4 separate regions of the Mus musculus genome follow, and all the other regions are linked to region 4. The links are chromatin loops, found by intact Hi-C in ENCODE. Cell type or tissue: heart. All regions are shown on one strand.

Region 1 (2,500 bases), 160 kb before region 4:
TAATGGTGAGCAACACAATCTGCTTCCAAATCCAATACATGTTCACCAGAAGAAGAGGAGTCCTTGGGGTTCACTGAGGTGGGATGCCTCACTGGGGTTGCTCTCTTGTCTCCTTGTGCTTACAAAATTACTCATCTTCTTAGAAACAATAAATTAAAGGCAGACTTGGTAGTACATGCCTACGATTTCAGCACTTGAGAGATGGAAGGAATGTTTTCCTCTTTTGATTTCGAAGCTAGCCTGGGTACTGTTGGGTTTAAATGAGAACGGCTCCCATAGGTTCATATGCTTGAATGTCTGGTTGCCAGTTAGTGAATTGTTTGGATGGATTAGGCGGTATGGCCTTGTTGGAGGAACTGTGACACAAAGTGTGGGCTTCAAGGTTTCAAAAGCTCATGACAGGCCCAGTCTTATTCTCCCTCTCCTTCCTGCTTGTAAACAAAATGTAAGCTCTTAGCCACTGCTACAGCACCACGCCTTCCTGTCACCTTGCTTTCCTCCATGATAGTCATGGACTCAGCCTCTGCAAATGTAAGCAAGCCTCCAATTAAATGTGGTTTTTTTTTGTTTTTGTTTTTGTTTGTGTGTATGTGTGATAAAATGCCTGGGTCATGATGCCTTTTCACAATAGGACAGGACAAAAGACACTGTGCTACATGAGACCCTGACTCAGAAAACCAAACCAAACCAAACCAAGTCAATAAGCAAAACCAGATGTGAACACACCAAATGGTGTTGAAGATTCCTAGAGACAAAAGGGAAAGGGCTGAGACCCAGTGTTTATAAGTTAATTGTTATTAACTAATATTAGTTATTCACTAGTTATATAACTTAGATAGCTAAGACCAAGTTATTAGTCTTAACTCTGTCTCCTCTTTCAACACTCTCCACCTGCTGAGAAGGGAAGACATTAATAGCAGAGGAAATACATTAAGTGAGAAAGTGTGGAAGGAGTCCTGTAGGCATCACCCAGAGGTGACCTGCCTGACCTCTGGACCTTGATCATGGGTACCATTTTTCCTCCTCACCACTAGAGGGCACTCTGACTAGTGCAGCTAGACCTGGTGCAGACATTTTGATTCCCTTGGGTTTGATTGAGGTAAAGCTAAGGACAGAGAAGGTAATAAGAAGGAGTTGGCTAAAGCCAGCTCTGGACCTGGAGCAGGCACAGGATGCCAGGTCTATTTAGGCAAGGTGCAGGCTATAGATGACAGGGCCCTGCAGGGAATTTAGTTAGCTTTTGGGACTAACCAAGTTACTAGATTGAAATTGGGGTTTTGAAAAATGGAGTGGAACTGTAACCAGCTTGGAGTGAAGACATCCCAAAGGGACACTCTGTATCCCAATCTGACTATCAGACTACAGAACCAGCAGGCACCAAAGACATGAAAACCCTCCCAAGAATCTCATGCTGGGAGAAGGAAAAGGCGCCAGCCAGAGGTGGAGCTCCTCTCCTGGAAAGAGATTTCACACAACTGTAACAACTTGTCTGACTGCACTAGGGGATGAAACTGAAACCCTGGCAAAAGTGGGTCAGTGGTGGGTGGGACCACATTTTGATCAGGACTGCTTAGATGCCCATATCCTTGGTCTTCTAGTTAAGCTTTGCTCTCACTCGGGACCAGGAAGCTGTATCTGGCATGCACCTAGGTATTTCTGGATCTCTTTGTCTTTCTTCCCAATGGAACCACATTGAATAAATCTCCTTTTCCTGCCCTCCTCTTTTAATCTGGCTCTTTTAATTGGCTTATGAGGACAGGTGGCAGGGAACCTGACTTGGGGCGCAGGCTATGATCTCCAAGTTCAATAACAGATCCTCTTGGTTCTTTCATAAGTAGGATTGGTGGACAAATGAAGGCGAGAGATTGTGAACACCAGCAACCTGGCTGACGATGGGAAGGACAGATTAGGAAAGCAGTAGTTGCCACGTGGGTGAGCAGAAGTGGGGGCATCTGCAGAGAAGGAAGCTCTGACAGATTATGGGACTGAGAGACAATGGGATGAGAGAGAAGCTATACATTCCATATGAACATAGTAGGGAAACAGCTGATTCCTGCTACTGAAGGGGCTATCGAGAGTACTTAGACATCCAGACAGGAAGCCATAATGACCATACAGATTGTTTATAGTCAGACTGTGTTTTGTGTAAATCAAAGATGTTTAATTCAACCCATAACTGCCTTTGGTAAGCAATCCTAGATGTAGTTTCCATGAAAATGTTTTGAAGTACTCAAAATACTTTGCTATTTTTCTTCTTCTTTTCTTTCTTTCTCTTCTCTTCTCTTCTCTTCTCTTCTCTTCTCTTCTCTTCTCTTCTTTTCTTTTCTTTTCTTTTTGAGATGAGATAACATTGTCCTTAGATAGCTCTGGGTCTACAGAGATAAGAAAATAAGTCAAAGATAGAATCTTTCATTCAGAACTTTTTGCCAGAATAGTAGGTCTGTTAGAACTGGCTTTTAATAGTGGCCCAAATAACCAGTTTTGAAATGAACATTCCATT
Region 2 (2,500 bases), 160 kb before region 4:
GGGGTCACCATAACATGAGCAACTGTGTTAAAGGGTCACGGTATTAGGAAGGTTGAGAACCACTGCTGTGTAAGAAGGAACATAGGACCCATGAAGGGAGCCCAGTACCTGAAGTCTAGAAGAAGCCATTTGCTCTGTGCATTAACAGAGCTCCTTTAGCTGAACCACAGAGATGAGGAGACATAACTCAGGTCAGTTTTCAGTTTCTTAATAGAATGGATCCCAAAAGGCCCCAGAACTCAGGCATGGTGCCCCAGACCAGCAGGGGACACCTATCTCCCCTTTTCTCCACTATATGTTAAGTGAAAAAGCAGGAAGAGACCTTATCTTTAGATTCTCCTGGGGTTACATGACATTAAAAGCATATCCCAAAGGTAAGGGCTTTGTTTCTGTTTAGGAGTACAGAGGATAAATCCAGATTCATGCACCCTAGGCAAGCAAGCACTTTACCTCTGAGCCTGAAGTTGGGTTTTAAGGTGGGCAATAGGGTAAACTTAGTAGACCCTCTAGGCTCCTTCCTGTTCACCTCTCCTGTGAGCTTCCTTTACACAGGAGGTTGAGGTGTGAGGTGTCCCTGTGGGGCTCTTTGGGAGCATATCCCGTTCCATGCTGACAGGTTCCTGCCCTTGTTGGGTTAGTGAACTTTCAGGGGCAGCCAAAAAGAACCCAGGGGAAAGGCAATAGCCTAGACTCCTCCCTCTCCCCTGTGGTCTTGAGTCCAGAGCCGCAGCTGGGTCACCACCTTGGCCAGTCCCAGTCGTTCTAGCCTGTGGTGCTCGGCCTCTAGGTCACACCTGATACCGTTCAGGTCCTCCTTCCGTGCTCGGTCCAGGTGCTCGCTGGTCTACGGTGGGTAGAGGGCGCGTCCCTGCTTCCCCACCCACACCAAGAGGTTGGCCACTGGGGACCGACCGACAGACAGACAGTCGGACGTGCCGGCCAAGCTGCCGGGTGGAGTGCGGGAGGGGGTGGAGCCGCCGGGGAGGGGCGGTCCGCGGAGCAGAGCTCACTCAGCCTCCCGCTCCCTTCAGTGCTTGGGTCTCTGGGGGTGACACCAAAAGCTTCCGCTCAGTGTCCGGTGCCTGGCGGCGGGTGTCCGATCGTGGAGGCGGAGGACAGCCGGGCAGGTGGAGGGCGCCGCCTGAAGCCAAAGGAGAGACGAGCAGGGCTGGGCTGCGGGAGGCGCTGCCGCCACTCTGCCCGCGCTGCCCCGCAACCTGCGGCGGGAGGAGCAGGCAGCAGCCGGCCCTCAGCGCTCGTCTAGCAGAGCGCAGCGGGCAGTGCGGACCCCCGGGATGCTTCCGACGTTGCTGCAGCCGCCGGCGGCGTAACAGAGCCGAGCCTGCTGCTGAGAGAGGTCAGTGAGTTTCGGTTTGTTTTCCTGTTCAGTGTGCTCCCAGGTCCCGGGTGCAGAGGGGACTCGCGTGGAAGGCTGTGCCTAGGAGAAAGCGGGAAAGGGCAACGGTAGCCTGAGATATAACTGGAGGTTCTTCCTGGACTATGATTGGGGTGGTTTGTTTGGTTAAAGGAGTGCGGAGCTGGAGAGGCGTCTCTCGAGGAGGTGGTCCCGGGAGTTGGGTTTTCCTCGGGCTTTGCTTTGAGTTGGGAGCGCGATGGGGTCATGGCAGCTGACTCTGGTTCCTCGGAGTCCTGGGATGCCCCCTGGAGCTCTGGTCCCGGGAGCTCGCCTCATGCACGCGCCGCACGCGCCCTTGAGGTGCGCGCACATCCCTGCCGTGCCCCCCCCCCCCCCCCAGCATTCTCAAGCCCTGGGTCGTCCCCTCCAGTCCTGTCCTGCCTTCCTACTCCCGATTCCTAGCTAGAAGTTGCCCCCAAGCCATTATTGGAAAAGGGGGCCGAATGGAGGGCCAGATTCTGGGGGTCTTTTGTGCGGACCCACGGGCCTGGGGCGCTTGCTTCTGGAAGGACAGCAGCAGGACAAAGCCGGCAGGACTTGTGGGGAGCTTCTCCACAGTGTTGGTTTGGGATCCCGCCTACCGTGGGGGTGTGGTGGGGGAGTGCTGCATAGATTTGGAAACAGTAGGGTAATTGACAAAACAGAGACAGTGACTTGAGGTGGTGGCCAGGCAACGAAAGGATACTCTCAGATGCATCCCTGATTGTGTGTGTGTGTGTGTGTGTGTGTGTGTGTGTGTGTTTGTCTGGGCAGGCGACTACATGCCCCGCATTGCTAGCTGTGTGGGCTTAACTCGTGTATTTTGCTAGCATTTTGCCTTAAAAAGATGATGGTATTCTCCATCCTGACTCCTATATTTCTGAGGCATTACGGTTGATGGTAGCCGCTTTACCGCGGGATAACTTGGGGGCGCGGCAGGGGGGGCGTAGACTGCAGAGGAGCCAGGAGGTGATTATTTATCCAGGAGAGCCTTAATGACCCTTCCCTGTTTTACCAGTCTTCTACCCCCCATTCTCATCCTCTCGGGACGCCTACTCGTGTTCCAGTGGTCTCGGAGGGTGCTTGGATTTCTGTCTGTGCTGG
Region 3 (2,500 bases), 110 kb before region 4:
ATATATACACACATACATATACATATATATAATACATAAATATACATATATATATGTGTGTGTGTATATATATATATATATATATATATATATAATACTTTCATTTCAGTGTTTTTGCTTTATACTCACCTATTTTCTGCATGTGTGGCATATACCTGTGTGAATGTTGCTGTGGTGTGCATGTGTGCCACCATGTGTTCACATTTGTGTGTAAAGAGGCCGGAAGTCAACATTGAGCATGTCTTTCAATCACTTTGCACCTAACAGTTTTTGAGACAATCTATCACTGAGCCTGAAGCCTACCAACTAGCTAAAGAGCAATCTAAGGGACCTGTCTGTGCCTGCCTACCCAGTGCTATGATTATACATGTACTGCAGCAGCTAGATTTCTATGTAAGCCCTGGACTCAGGTCTTCATGTTTATGCAACAAATACTTTACCAACTGAGCTACCTCTCCAGCCCCAGCTTTTAATCATTTTACAAGTATGGGTTCATTGATGTTAAAATATCCACTGACACAATTTTCAGAACTTTTGATTTTCATTTTGTAGAATTTCTTTTGTACTTCTTAATTACTAAAGCCCCCCTCCTTAAGCCACCTTTCAGTTCTTGACACTAGCAGGAGGGCATTGTGCTATCAAGCCATGCCCCTTTGACTATATGGATTACTTTCCTTCAGACCAAATACACATGATTCTTGTGCTTCTGTGACTGGCTTACTCAGGGTACTGACCTCAAGTTACATCTATACTGTAGCAGGAGTGAGGATTGCCTTCCTTTTTAAGGCTGAGTAGCACTCCTCGTATGGGCATTCCCACATTTCACTTATCTGTTCATTTGTCTGTGATGCTTTGATTTTTCTTATTTTTATCTGTTAGAAATAATATGCTATAATATGTATTTATATCTTCAAGGTCTTGCTTTGGGTTTTTTTTTTTTTTTTTGGCTATGCCCCCACAGTGAAAGTTCTAAATAATGTGGTAATTCTATATTAAATTTTTTTTGATAAACTGTGGCATGATTTTCTAAAGCAGCTGGTTCTGTGGTAAACCACAGGCCTAAGTTAAAGTTACCTCTTTCTTGCATGTGTGGTGTATGCCTGTGTGTATGTTAGCTTGTGCGTGTGTGTCCATACATGCTTGCCAACTTGCACACACACATGCATGTGTTCCAGCACATGTTCGTGTTTGTGTGTAAGAGCTGACTTTGATACAGACTGCATGTGAATTGAAAACATTTTTTTCCTAGATGTCTCAGCATCCCAGCTTTCTGCAATTCTTTCAGAGCAGATTGGCTAGTACTTGACTAGGCCTGTGCTCCAGATGTGGGCCTCTGGAAGGAAACATGTTTAACCCACTCCCGTTATGCAGAGTCCAGGCTGTGGTGTAAGTAGAAAGAGACAGGTGAGGGGCACTTCATGGTTGAACATCTGGCCTTTTGCCACACAGGAAGGGAAAAAACAGATAGCACCTCCTGTGGGTTCTAGACTCCAGGGAAACACAACCCCTATGGCAATGGGCTCCTGTGACAGCTGCCAGGTCTGTTCAAACAATGACAGCAGCCTCTGCCAGAGAGAAGGGCCCCTGGGAGCATGAAGAATGTAGAATGTGCTTCATTTTGTCATCTGGTTTGGGGTCAGCTGTCAATTAATAGAACAGCACCAGGAGTTAGAAAAGGAGGGGCAAAGGGCCTTTCAGGAAATATTGATAAAGTGGAATTATTCTCCCCTCATTGTGTTGGCTCAGAAAGGGAACAATGGGTTGTTCACAGCAAATTGTTTAGGAGGAAAGCCTGTCCTAAGTGTTATTGCTGATTCAGAGAATAACAAATGAATGTGATACACTTCTGGCAGAACTAAACACAGACTGGACTGAGGTTGGGATCTTGTGGGGGTTTTCTACTCTGTTTCTTGTATTAGGCTTCTTTTATTTTCCAGTGCTAAGAATTAAACTAAAACCTCACACATTCTGGGCAAGAGACCAAGTTTTTAGTCCTATTCTCCCTATGCTGCCTTGGGAGGGCTCTGTCTCTGTTTCTGTTTCTGTCTCTCTGTGTCTCTGTCTCTCGCTGTCTCTCTCTGTCTCTCTCTCTCTCTGTCTCTCTCTGTCTCTCTCTGTCTCTCTGTCTCTCTGTCTCTGTCTCTGTCTCTCTCTCTCTCTCTCTCTCTCTCTCATGTGTGTGTGTGTGTGTGTGTGTGTGTGTGTGTGTGTGTGTAGGCCAGGAGACCTCTACTGTCATACTTTAGGTATCATCTACCTTGTTTTTAAGAGAGAATCTCTCTCATTTGGTGCTTATAGATTGAGTTTAGTCAGTTGCCCAGACTGCCCCAGGAATCCACATGTCTCTGTCTCTCCAGTGGTGGATTTATAAATACACACCAGGTTCTCTTTCACCTGTGTTCTGAGCATGGAATTCAGGTCTTCATGTTTGTGTGGCAGGTACATTACTCACTGAGTCATCCCTCCAGCCTATACCTTTGTTTTTGTAAATAAAGTTTTA
Region 4 (2,500 bases):
AAAAGTTGTCATACTGGGTGATACCTTATGACGGCCTGGTATCTTAGTTGGTATTTAATCAGGAGGGACCTTTTGATCCTGTAGGCGCTTACTTCAGGACTGTCATGGTGGTCTTTTCATTATTATTTTAGCTTGTAGCCCCTGAGTCCATAACAGTGCTACCCAGGCATGTCCAGAAAGCACAAAGCATATCAGATGGACCAGAAATTCACATTCTTCTTGCTGTTTTTTGCATGTGTGTATGCATGTGTGTATGTTTATGTGCATGTGTGTGTGTATGCATGTGTGTGTGTGTGTGTGTGTGTGTGTGTGTGTGTACACTATCCGGCAACCTGTGTTTCATTCCTCTGGAGCCCTTCATCTTATTTTTAGATGAAGGCTTTCATTGGTCAGAGCTCACTAACTAGGATAGGCTGGCTGGCCAGTGAACTTTAGAATTCATCTGTGTATGTAGGTCAGAGCCTCTGCAGCCCTAGGATTACAAGTGCATATCACCTTAGACAGATAATTTTTGTTTGTTTATTTTGTTTCACTTTTACCTGGATTCTGGGGATAGAATTTAGGTCTTCATGGCAAGTTACTCACCATGTGCACTGTCTCCACAGCTGTCTTGTTAGTTTCTGAGAACTCTAGGACTTAGGATTCTATTGCCAAGGAAGATAGTGACTTAACAGGGTTCAAGAAAACTCAAACTTGAACAATTAATGAGGTCTTCACAAGACTTCTATGCTGGATTCTGCTGTGGAATATCATCCTCAAGAGTGATTTCTATGTGGCTAATTACCAAGAAACTAAACCAACTATTGTAAACACCCCACCCCAAAGAATTAACTTGTACAGAATATTCCAAAATTGTCCTTTTGACCTCTTAATTTCTTGTAAAAATGTACTATCCTCTGCTTTATCTACTGGGAGAATTGTTGCTATTTTAAATACTACTCAAATTTCCACATGAGCCAAGAACCATTGGTTAATGAAATATACAATCAGAGAACTCTTTATATAAACACTAGCGTTTGCCTACTGCACGACAATGACCACATTTCCTTCCCCTGACCTTCTACAAATCTTGGCACTGGTGCAACAGTCAGCTGTGAGTCACTCATTCAAAGGGAGGGTCCTCAGTGCTCTCCTGCTTCCTCTTGTTATGAGTTCCAACTTACAACCTGCCTGCTATTGTTCTCCCTTGGCTAGCGAATGCCCTTGTACTAGACCTCCCAACCACAGTGACTGTGACACCAGGAATCAGAGCCAAATAGTCCAAGAGGATCCAGACAGCTCTTGCCTTCCCTTGTGTCAAATCTGGCATTTCTCTGATTCTAAGATTTTCACACTAGTGCTAGAAAATTATTACTCTGACAAAGGAATCAGTGTCCTACTCTCTAGAAGACATGGCTGCTTATGGTTGGGATTTTGCAAAGGCTGTGCCTTTGTGCTGGCTAAAGACCATGTAATAATCTTCCTAGAAGGCCAAAGCATTAATATCTCCAGGTAGAACGAGTAGATCCCTGTGTTTTCTTTGACAAGAAGATATTCCCTGATATACTGGTGCATATTCTGTTGCAATAATAAAATATGCAAGGCTGGGTACTTTAATGAAGAAAAGAGGTTGATGTGTTCCAGCTCACAGGTTTAGAGGTGGAAACTTCACAACATGGTACGGGCTCTGATGAGTCCTCTCTTGGCTATATACCACCATGATGAATAGCATCTCAAGGGAAACACATGATAGACTGAGGAGAGGCATCATTATTACTCCTTTCTTTATATACTCTCATGAGAAAGATCTGGATTCACATGGAAACTACTGATTGCTATCAAAGGTCAGTAACCTATTAACCACACTCCCTCAAAATTTTCTTTCCAAAATGGCCATGGTGAGGTCAAACATTCCAACATTCACAATGGTCATATGCATTCATTAACAGGAACTAGGAAAAAAAGCACTTCTGAATTCTGTTTTCTAAAACATTTTATACCTATTAAAGTTTGATTTATATCATTATAAATGAACAGAGTGACTAATATGAAATATGATAGGCAGACCTTGGGCACCAACTCCACAGCCAGTCCCACAAGTCCCAGTGGAAGTTCCATTCCCAGGCACTCTAACACACCCAGGATCAAGGGATCACAGGAACCAAGGATCCCAGGAGTTTGGTCACAACAGGATCTCAGGATCCCAAAGGCAGCTTGACTCCCAGGAGCTCTGACACATCCAGAATCTCAGGGTCCCAGAACCCCAGAACTTCAAGACACAGAGAATTTGAGCTCTGACAAACCGGAATCATAGCGAGGACATGTGGCACTAGAGATAACCAGGTGGTGGGAGGTAAATGTAAAAATATAATCAACAGAAACCAAGGTTACTTGGCATCACCAGCATCCAATTCTCCTACCATAGCAATGGTCCTGAATACACCATCACACTGGAAAAGCAAGATTCAGATCTTAAATCACTTCTCATGATGATGATAGAGACTTTAAGAAAGGCATAAAT

What was found. A loop is a pair of places that touch in the nucleus more often than their neighbours do. Peaks named below come from ENCODE experiments on the same cell type or tissue, not always from the same donor. Only the 100,000 strongest peaks of a DNase experiment are listed, where the experiment ranks them.
Region 1: a loop joins it to region 4, with 2.6 times the contacts of the local background. A loop is called at or near these places in 3 of 42 quality-filtered maps.
Region 2: it touches region 4 in a loop (3-fold over the local background); 3 of 42 quality-filtered maps call a loop at or near these places.
Region 3: it touches region 4 in a loop (2.9-fold over the local background); 2 of 42 quality-filtered maps call a loop at or near these places.

The regions. Positions count from the first base shown.
Region 1 is chr1:105,361,461-105,363,960 of GRCm38, reverse strand. It overlaps Gm17634 (predicted gene, 17634), which reads right to left. Exons shown (of 2, transcript NR_151540.1): 2 at 2,224-2,372. Among named protein-coding and RNA genes, the nearest start is that of Rnf152, 6.0 kb to the right of the region's middle. In heart, a CTCF peak has its summit at 1,028 (motif pointing right); no DNase peak of the experiment used is centred here.
Region 2 is chr1:105,355,200-105,357,699 of GRCm38, reverse strand. It overlaps Rnf152 (ring finger protein 152), which reads left to right and starts at 990. Exons shown (of 3, transcript NM_178779.4): 1 at 990-1,357. It overlaps Gm17634 (predicted gene, 17634), which reads right to left and starts at 1,693. Exons shown (of 2, transcript NR_151540.1): 1 at 795-1,693. In heart, a CTCF peak has its summit at 1,134; DNase peaks (open chromatin) are centred at 999, 1,389, 1,589 and 1,989; H3K4me3 peaks cover 2,044 bases; H3K27ac peaks cover 1,273 bases; H3K27me3 peaks cover 484 bases.
Region 3 is chr1:105,311,541-105,314,040 of GRCm38, reverse strand. The region is part of intron 2 of Rnf152 (ring finger protein 152); the gene reads left to right. Among named protein-coding and RNA genes, the nearest start is that of Gm17634, 43 kb to the left of the region's middle. In heart, no CTCF peak of the experiment used is centred here; a DNase peak (open chromatin) is centred at 1,550.
Region 4 is chr1:105,198,112-105,200,611 of GRCm38, reverse strand. No RefSeq gene overlaps it. Among named protein-coding and RNA genes, the nearest start is that of Gm41925, 76 kb to the right of the region's middle. In heart, no CTCF peak of the experiment used is centred here; a DNase peak (open chromatin) is centred at 1,141.